Linked DNA regions of Homo sapiens: region 1 is linked to region 2. The links are chromatin contacts, found by Hi-C or POLR2A ChIA-PET in ENCODE. All regions are on one chromosome and are shown on one strand. The core of a region is the stretch at or near the end of the contact, and the rest is flanking DNA. Distances in the headings are between cores, read along the strand shown. Region 1 overlaps MAOA (monoamine oxidase A). Region 2 overlaps MAOA (monoamine oxidase A).

Region 1 (4,778 bases), core at 1,352-3,851, 34 kb before region 2:
ATGCCGCTACCCCCAACACTGCTTTCCTTTACTATTTCCTGATCCAAAGTGGAGGCTGCTTCCTCCAGGAGGCTGTGAGCCTCTAGGCTCTGTAATGACAGTTCACCATTGCCTAAGGGAAGAAAAAGGACAGTTACAGGCTGGGCCTTCACCTACTCCACCTCCACAGACAGAAAGTCAAATGCTTTGTTTCTGAAATCATCATGTATTTTGCATTGAAGGGAATAAAAACAGGACACAGAAATTGTTTCTGATGAGCACATCACGTTTAACTTTGTGAATTTCAGAAAGTGATCACAAGGCTTTATTCTATCAATTAACATGAGTTGATCTACACTGACAAATAAGATGGAGCTTGATCTTACTGAAATTAATTAGGTGATTCTTTGAATTGTTTTTACTTTAACAATGATTGGAATTAAGCCAAAGGTAGTTAAATCCAGTACACTTAAACATGGCCCAATGACACAGCCTTTAAACTTGTCAATATTTTCCTCTTGGTGGTATTGAAAACCAGTGAGCAGAGAGCATAAGAACAGAACTTCAAGACCGTGGCAGGAGCTTGTATTTGTACAGCACAAACCCCAGGGCAGTTACTGATGTGGAAAATCCAATGATCTTCAGCAGGCCAGAAACAGAGGGCAGGTTCCTTTCCCAGAAGGTGTGGGTGATTTCTACCGCTGGAACGTCCTAGATGAAGGAACACAGATCATGAGCAAAAAACTCATGCTGACAAGGAGGAACAAAACACTGCAAGATCCATGCATGGAGACCCCTGGGATAGTTGCATCTATAATTAAATCGGAGGCTAGAAGAAGGGAGATGTGAGTTTTATGTTCCATGATTGGTCTAAGGAGAGATAGTGCCCAGAGTCACCAAACTTACCTTTGATTCAGGTTCTTGTACCCAGATATCTTTCTCGGTCACCTTCCCGAGACCATTTAAGACCTGAAAGAAAGTCACCATGGTATTATGAAAAGAGGCTGTATAGTTTCTACAGATTCAAGGCCCTGCTAGCCACAGATGAGCCCCATGAGTGAGGGGCAGAGAAATGGACATACAGATTCTATCAGTGTCAAGAACTAGCAAGACCAGATGCCAAAAACGTTGCCGTGACTCGGGAGGGAGAGAGCCTGGGCTTTCCTGCTTACCTCCCTAGCTGCTCGTTCTCCAGCCTCAACTGCCCCTTCCATGTAGCCGCTCCACTTTGTGGCAGTCTCTGTGCCCGCAAAGAAAATCCTGCCCACGGGTTGACGAATCACCCTTCAAGGGAACCAAGAGGTTACACAGAGTTACTTGGGAAGGTGGGCAGGGTAAATGAGCCAATCACTGCCCTCATTTAGTCTGCAGAAGGCACAGAAATTCAGACTGTTTAAAAAACACCCGTATGACTTAGCCCAAGGTGAAAGGCCACTTTTTGCTTTCTGGATCTGCATAGAGGATCTGAACTTTCAAGTCAGGGAGAATCAGGCCATCAGATCATCAATCATTAAAGGGGATGTTGATCTTTTCCAAGCCAGCCAGAGCTGGAATATAAGAACATGTATTCAATCCCCAAATCAGATTTCTTTGCTGTTTCCTGTTGGCAGTCCATTCTTCTCCCTGTCCTGTCTTTCTCGGGGGAAGGTGCACTCTTCTTGAAAACAGCCACAGATCCAGCTTTGCAGGCACTCCCAGTGTGTCAGGAGGAACTGCAGTGGCAGGTGGGAAGACAGGGACGTCAACTATCATTTCTGGCAAAGGAGAGACCTGAGACATTATATGGGTGTGTCTCTTTAAGAAAACAACCTCTGTACAGTTAGCTTCTCTGAACTTCTCTGGGGACTGGCTGAGAGCAAGGAAATGGGTCTCCTCTTACAAAGAAGGGCTGGACTGAATGGACAGCTGTCCCCTCCAACTTTTTGGCTTTGACTCCTGCCATGTCCACAGCTAGTTTCATGAACTCTCCCAAGCTGCATGTCCTGCCCCCCACCCTGATGGCCTTCATCTCAACCCGTTGGCACTCCTTTTTCCAATTCCAGAACCCTGGGTTTCATCTATTCCTCATCTTAGTCTTGTCTTCTAGACTTCTACTTTGATACCAGAACTAATCCAGTTCATCAATCCTGCTATTGTTAACAAAGGCGATCTGACTCAATTAAGAAGAAAAAAAAACAGACTAAAAACTCCTGTAACGAAAAGGTTAATAAATACTTCCTCCTTTTCAGTGGACAAATGTGACCTTGTATTAACTTTCTAGCTCTGTTTCTCTGGAAACCAGATGAAGGTGTAATGCCATCTATGGAGGCAACACCATTTATGCTAAAAGTGCCTCCCCTCCCATCCCCACATTAGTGAACTGCATCCAGGCTGGGAGGACTCTAAATGAATTGTAAATACCTGGTAGGAGGCTATCACTTTGGGCTTCCCTGAGTGTGGTGTCTCTTGTAACTGAGCAAGTCTTATAACTGAGCAAGGTACCGGACACTATGCCTATGAAGCATAGAGATAATGGCTCCCATGGAGCAAGGGGCTTCTAGGTCAAGGTGGACCCACCCCACGTGGATGTCATTTCCTCACATCTCAACTGTATACAGTGAGGACTCTTCCCCTGAAGAGGACTGTCTGCTGATGCTGCTCTGTTGGCAAGACAGAAGTGTTGGATAAACACATCCAATGTCCTTCTGTGTTGACTGGTGCCAAGGAGCCTAAGGCAGTCATGTGAGACTAAATGTCAAGTTGAGCTCACGAAGTCCCCTTGGAGGACACTGTAGCTTGCTTCATTCTCACAAGCACTGTTCACATCTGAAATCCTCCCCACTGTTCTGCTATTGTTCTGTATGCTGACAGCTATTGTTCTATGTAATGACATCCTTATTTTTCTATGGACATCCAGAAATATACAAGTATTATCTAGGACATAAGAAATGGGGATTTTGACAACTATTTCTAGAATTTGCATTGAACTCTGCTTTTCCTTTTAAATTTGGCACAGGTCTTGGATTAATTGGCGTAGTGCTTGCGTAATACCTTCCATATTGAGTCATGATCCCAGGAGGGAAGTAGGCCGTGTAGCAGCCCCCAGAGTACTGCTCCTCACACCAGTTCTTCTCTTCATAATGCACTGGCTGCAGTTCAGTGGGGAAGAAAATACAAAAGAGAAAACAAAGCTGAAATGCTGCGAGTCAATAATATCGTTGCTTTAACAAAAAGTTTACATTAAGAAAATAAAGAAAATCCTGTTTTTCTAACTCACTTAAGGGGAAACATGATAGTACCAAGCAATGGCCTTTTGTGAAGTACCATGTGGCAAAACATGTATACTTTGCTCTTCCCATTTTCTTGATTAGGGAAGACATGAAGTATTCCAGTATCTGGGAGAGAGGGGTATCCATCCATCCATGCAGATTCTGAAGTCTTTAGAGCTAAGTCTATAGGAAACCCCATCAACAATTCAGCTTGTGGAAAGGTCTGCTCAAATCTCTGGAGTCCCTAATAACAGACTTTACTTCCCCATCTATCAGGCATTATTGCTAAGGAAAGGGTGGGAGGGAGGAGGCAGAAGACAAACAAATGTCTAAGAAAGGCTTTTTTCCCAGCCACTTTTCTAAGCTGGAAACATGTATGATGGGAATTCCACGAAAAAGCGGCAATTAAGATGAAAACTATTTCCTAGGGGACATGAGAGAACCTTCTCTAATTTCCCTGGCACATTCAGAAAGTTTATTATTTGAACAGTTTAGAGACAAGCCCCTGAAAGAGCGCTCAGCCATTCTATTTTTTTTTTCAAAAAGACGTAATTTCATTCTCCTAATTGCTTTCAGTGGTGGATTGAAAGCACTGATATTCCTAAATGAGTTGTGAATTGAGTTCACACATGGAAAAACAAATTAGTATGACTTTGACCTGGGAAGAGACTCTAGATTCAGTCTATCTTGTCAAGTACATACTACTTTGCCTTCACCAACAAATGATAACATATCTGGAATTTAATTGTGCAGCAGGTAAGTGACACTGACTGGGGGCAGGACTTCTGTTCTAGGAACCCAACTCACCCATTCTTGACATAATCCCTGCAGCTCTAGGCTCTCATTACAATTGGCTGCCAGTTATCTAGTGAACATTTAAACAGCCCAAAGAAGTTGCTGTGTCAGAAATTCCATGCGCCTAATACCAGCTTTTAATGACCTTTTGTGACTGCTGAAGTTTATCCTCCAAGTTAAGCATATCGCTTTATACTCTCTTCATAAGACTGTCAAAAAATCAGAATATGCTTTGCTTTACTACTTATAGTGAACAGAGAAGAACCTGCTAGGGATTAAAGCTGGGAGTTTCTTACATGTAAAGCTTCTTGGGATCCCAGCACTTTGGCATAGAGCTCACAGATTTTCTTCTTCCTATAAAACAGAGCCAAAAAAAAAAAAAAATAAAGTTAGGGAAGGAGTAACTGATGGGTATAGAATAAATACAGTGAGTTCTAGAGCTCTTGGTATCAACCAGATTTATTACAGATAAATTAAAATCCATGGCCTTCTGTAACTGCACAAATGAACATTTCCATGAATCCCCGCACTCAAATTAACTTTCAATGCCTCAGTAGTCATTTAATTTGAGGATTCAATGGAATTATTCTTTTCTTTTTTTACATTTTTGCCTCTTTCACTACCTAATATGATATCTTCTCGAGATAAAAATGGGAAAAATGAATTCAATTAAGTTTAGCCAGTCTTAGGAACTGATTCTATATAACTTTTCTGGAATACGTAGAGTTCTAAAATGATCCCTTTTATAAGTCTATA
Region 2 (5,074 bases), core at 106-2,605:
GCAACAGAGCGAGACTCTGTCTTAAATAAATAAATAAATAAATATTCTCAATAGTCTGGGAACATAAAGAAAAGAATTATAAATATAACTCAACAAAATGTGTCCCACATTCCTAACGAAGTTCTTCACAGAAAGATGCCAACTTGAGTATGATTTCACACAAGGTCCAAAGACCCCTTGATCTGAGCCTTGATAAACAGTGGTGGCAGGAGAAGTAAAGAGTTCAAGGAAAGAGGAAAATCTGGCCTGGCAATCATTTTAGAAATGGGAGCCACGGAATATTTTAAAAGAAGAGGCGGTGGCTCACACCTGTAATCCCAGCACTTTGAGAGGCTGAGACAGGCAGATCACCTGAGGTCAGGAGTTTGAGACGAGCCTGACCAACATGGCAAAACCCTGTCTCTACTTAAAAAAATACGAAAATTAGCAGGGCGTGGTGATGGGTGCCTGTAATCCCAACTACTTGGGAGGCTGGGGCAGGAGAATCACTTGAACCCAGGAGGCAGAGGTTGCAGTGAGCCGAGATCACGTCACTGCACTCCAGCCTGAGCGACAGAGCACGACTCTGTCTCAAACACACAAACAAACAAAAAAACCCGTCTCTACTAAAAATACAAAAAATCAGCCGGGCATGGTGGCAGGCACCTGTAATCTCAGCTACTCGAGAGGCTGAGGCAGGAGAATTGCTTGAACCCTGGAGGCGGAGGCTGCAGTGAGCCGATATCGTGCCACTACACTCCAGCCTGGGCGACAGTGCGAGACTGTCTCAAAAGAAAAAAAAAAAAAAACAACAAGAAGACCATAAAGGCCCATAACATAAACTTCTTTGCTGTTGATAAAGGATTTCATCAATTAGTTTCACCCCTATCAGTTTCTGGCTTCTCTGTTCTCGTTTCACAGAAAACCCAAACCTGCTAAAAAGAAATGCACATATGTGGGGAACACTTTTGCATGTGTGAATCCCTAAAGTAGTGCAGTAGGGGGGCCTGGAAGATGTCTTTTGGCTGAGTGAGAACTGCCTGACAGTGTGGACCCTCTCAGTCTCCAAAATGTGGTTCTATAGTATTCTCACCAAGGTGTCAGCAGTTTCTCAATACTAAGCCACTTCTCAGTAAGGAATGCCTTCATGACCTAAGAGGGTGAAGCAGGGGCTCTGGGAATACTTCCAAATGATTACTGCTCTTTAAAATTAAAGGAGAAAAATCTAGTGTAATGGTCAAGTTCATTTTGTACCTACACTCTGAAAGCTTACTAGTTTTCCAAAGTGGCCTTTAATCTCTAAAGGGCAGTGTCTTTGATACAGCAGAAATTGTTTATGTCAAGCAGAACGCAATGTCCCTGGAACCGTGCCCCAAAACACTTAAGTGACTTTGAGAAACTACATCTTCAATCTACTAATGTTCACAATAACAGGAGACTATTGCCAGGAGATGGCAGTTTATGGCTCCCACATAATTCTTTATTGTTGGTCCTATAAGATAAGCTAAGTTTATAGTAAGCAAAATAGCATTTCCTGATTGGCACGTTGGAGAGTTTGATCTCTCTGTACTTTTATATTTGAGTTAAGCAAAAGGAAGTGAGTGTTATTAGAGTATCATAAGTCACTGGGGAAGCTGCCAAATAGCCTTCTTTAATCATCTGGAAAATAAAAGAGTTATCTTCCAGATTAATTTAGAAACATGCCTGTACAGCTTATATGAATACCTTGAGACCCTTCTAGTCCCATTGTTTTGTGACAAAGCCTGTAAGATGAATCTTTTGATGATTTCTTTTCTATAGTTTATAACAATGCTTTAAATTTTAAAATCATCTAAGAAGAGACCCATTAAATAGGATGGTAGTTTTGTGTTGTATTAATAGTTTACAAAAGCATTATCTTCCTCTTTCCAAATGCAGGTATCCAAGCTCTCTTCAAACATACATAGCTTCACTCTATCTAGAAAAAGCCTTCATACCCTACATGGAGACGTCTGTCCTTTTCATTTGTCATCCTCTTTGCATTCTTTTAACAGTCCCACTCAAATGATGCCCCCATTGCCTTCATATCCTTCTGTTTTCTAAAATCTGACTTGTATCCTCAAAAGTCCGTGGATGCCCTTTTCTCTATGGTCACCAATGAGCTCCTTTTAGCCAGATATGAAGGGATGTATCCATCCCATTAGCACTTGGCTGCATCTGACACCACCCCATCAGATAGTGCTAGTTGTCCCAAGCCTCAGCCTAGTTCCCCAAGACCCCTCCTTCTATGATCCACTGAATCCCCCAGAGTCTGATCCTTAGCCTTTTCCTTTCCTTCTGCCCACCCCTTTCCCATTTCCCTGGGGAACTCATCCACCCTCAAATTTGTTATTATATTGGCACAGTCTTATGGTTTACATTTTTCATGCCTCTGCTCCATGTTTATGAATACCAAATTATCTATAACCTCTCACACCATTTCAAGGGCTGGCAGCACATTCCTATGTGTTTGCTTATGACCTGACACTTCATATTCTCAGCCTCTGTCTCAAGACTTGTACAGCTACCAATGCAATGGGCGCCTGAATTGTGTAGTCCTATCTCTGGAAAAATAGAACCATTAAACTCAGATATAAATGATGCCATACCATCAATAATGAAGGGTTTTATTTGTTTTTTTTGACAGGATCTTTCTCTGTCACCCAGGCTGGAGTGTAGTGTTGTGATCACAGCTCACTGCAGTCTCAAACTCTCAGGTTTAAGTGATTCTCCAGCCTCAGCCTCCCAAGTAAGCTGGGACTATAGGTGTGTGCCACTATGCATGGCTAATTTTTGTATTTTTATTTATTTATTTATTTATTTATTTATGTTGTAGAGATGGGGCCTCACTTTATTGCTCAGGCTGGTCTTGAACTCCTGGGCTCAAGTGATCCTCCTGTCTTGGCCTCCCAAACTGCTGGGATTACAGGCATGACCCACTGTGCCTGGCCCCAACAGTGAAGGGTTTTAAAAGAAATTTATGTCATCTTCTCCAAGGGATTCTAGTTATATACAGAAATTACAAACAAAACAGTTAAGATAGAAACAATAATGAGTTCTTCTGGCGGCTTTTGTGTAATTAAAGATAATTGACAGAGTTTTTTAAAAAAATAGTTTTCCTCTTTCACAGATGCCATTAACTCAGGAGAAACAGGAAGTGTGAAAAAAGATGAAAATATCACATTGTGAGGACAAATAGCTATTTAACAGCTTTATTAACATATCATTCACATATCCTATAATTCATCCATTTATAGTGTACAATTCAATGGTCTTTGGTATATTCACAGAGCATGCAACCATCATCACATCTCATTTTAGAACATTTTCTTTACCCTGAGAAGAAGCCCTTAATTATTAGTAGTCACTCTTCTTTCTCTGACACTGCATTTTGAAGAACTGCCAAACTATTTTCCAAAGTGGCTGCACCATTTTACATTTCTACCAGCAATGGGTGAGGTTTCCAATGTCGCCCCATCCTGCACAACACTTATTAATGTCTGCCTTTTTTATTACAGCCATCCTGTTGGGTGTGAAGGGATATCTCATTGTGGTTTTGACTTGCATTTCCCTAATAACTAATAACATTGATCATCTTTTCAGATGCTTATTGATCATGTGCATATCTTTTTTTTGGCAAAGTATCTATTCAAGTCCTTTGTCCATTTTTGAATTGGGTTGTTTGTCTTTTTATTATTGAGTTGTTAGAGTTCTTTATATGTTCGGAATACAAGTCCTTTATCAGATATATGATTTGCAAATATTTTCTCCCATTCTATGGATTGTCTTTTCAGTTTCTTGATGGTATACAAATGACAACACTTCAAAAACTTTTTTTGATGAAGACCAATTTATCTATTTTTTCTTCTGTTGCTTGTGCTTTCAGTATCATCAAATAAATCACTGCCTAACTCACAGAGATTTATTATTTTTTCTTCCAGGAGTTTTATATTTTTAGCTCTTATAGTTAGGTCTAAAATGAGTTAATGTTTGTGTATAGTGTGAGAAGAAGTCCAGCTTCATTCTTTTGCATGTGGATATCCAGTCGTTCCAACAACATTTGTTGAAATAACTTATTTTACTTTTTGCACTGAGTTGTCTTGCTACCCTTGACAAAAATCAATTGGGCATAAATGTAAGGGTTTATTTCTGAAATCACAGTTCTACTCCATTTACCTATATGTTTATCCTTATAGAAGTACACATTGTTTTTATACAAGTACACATTGTTTTAGCACACTAGCTTCATAGTAATTTTTGAAATCAGGAAGTGTGGGTCCTTCAAATTTGTTCTTCTCTTTTAAAACTGCTTTGGCTATTATGGGTCTCTCACATTTACATATACATTTTAGGATCAATCTCCCAATTTCTGCAAAAACTGTCAGCTAGGATCTTGAAAGGGATTGTGTTAAAAACGTAGTTCAATTTGGGAAGTATTGTCACCCTAACAATATTAAGTCCATGAACACAGGATGCCTCCATTTATTTACATCTTTAATTTATTTCAATGTTATTTTGTAGCTTTAGGTATATAAGTCTTGCACTTCTTTGGTTAAATTTATTGCTAAGTATTTTATTGTTTTTTGATGCTATTTTAAGTGAAGTTGTTTTCTTAATTTCATTTCAGATTGTTCATTGCTACTGTATTAGAAATAAAATTTATTTTTGAATATTGATCTTGTATCCTGCAACCTCGATGAACTTGTTTAACAGTTCTATGAATTGTTTTAGTCAGTATCAGGATTTTCTATATACAAGATCACATCATCTGCAAATACAATTTTTCTTTTTTTTTTTATTTCTTGCCTAAGTGCCCTGGCTAAAATCCCTAGTACAATGTTAAATACAAGTGGCCAGAGTAAATATCTTTGTCTTGCTCCTGATTTTAGAAGGAAAGCTTTCAATCTTTTACCATTGAGTATTATGGTAGCTGTGGGTTTTTTGTAGATGGCCTTTATTAGGTTGAGGAAGTTCTCCTCTATTCTTAGTTTTTCTAGTGGTTTTATCATAAAAGGATGTTGAATTTTGTCAAATGTTTCTGCTCCGTCTATTGAGATGATCACGTGCTATTGGTCCT

The links. Hi-C counts contacts between places; a loop is a spot of excess contacts on that map. ChIA-PET counts read pairs that join two places held with the same protein, here RNA polymerase II (POLR2A). Pooled maps may share reads with other maps.
Region 1: a loop to region 2 is called in a map of gastrocnemius medialis, with 3 times the contacts of the local background. The contact joins two enhancer-like sites. A Hi-C loop is called at or near these places in 4 of 168 maps with a recorded cell type or tissue (Right ventricle myocardium inferior, gastrocnemius medialis, heart left ventricle and 1 more), 1 of 37 single-sample maps with no recorded cell type and 7 of 50 pooled maps. POLR2A ChIA-PET finds 5 or more read pairs at or near these places in 2 of 52 experiments (MCF 10A and OCI-LY7).

What each region holds. Positions count from the first base shown.
Region 1 is chrX:43,740,279-43,745,056 of GRCh38, reverse strand. It overlaps MAOA (monoamine oxidase A), which reads right to left. Exons shown (of 15, transcript NM_000240.4): 11 at 4,319-4,376; 12 at 3,010-3,107; 13 at 1,152-1,263; 14 at 886-948; 15 at 1-690. The coding sequence ends at 544. Among named protein-coding and RNA genes, the nearest start is that of MAOA, 86 kb to the right of the region's middle. Within about 2 kb of position 2,601, at least 6 of the 41 ENCODE cell types and tissues checked have a DNase peak (open chromatin) inside an H3K27ac peak, as active enhancers do; they include gastrocnemius medialis and heart right ventricle, where a contact is called at or near this core.
Region 2 is chrX:43,704,377-43,709,450 of GRCh38, reverse strand. All of the region lies in intron 3 of MAOA (monoamine oxidase A), which reads right to left. Among named protein-coding and RNA genes, the nearest start is that of MAOA, 51 kb to the right of the region's middle. Within about 2 kb of position 1,355, at least 13 of the 41 ENCODE cell types and tissues checked have a DNase peak (open chromatin) inside an H3K27ac peak, as active enhancers do; they include gastrocnemius medialis and heart right ventricle, where a contact is called at or near this core.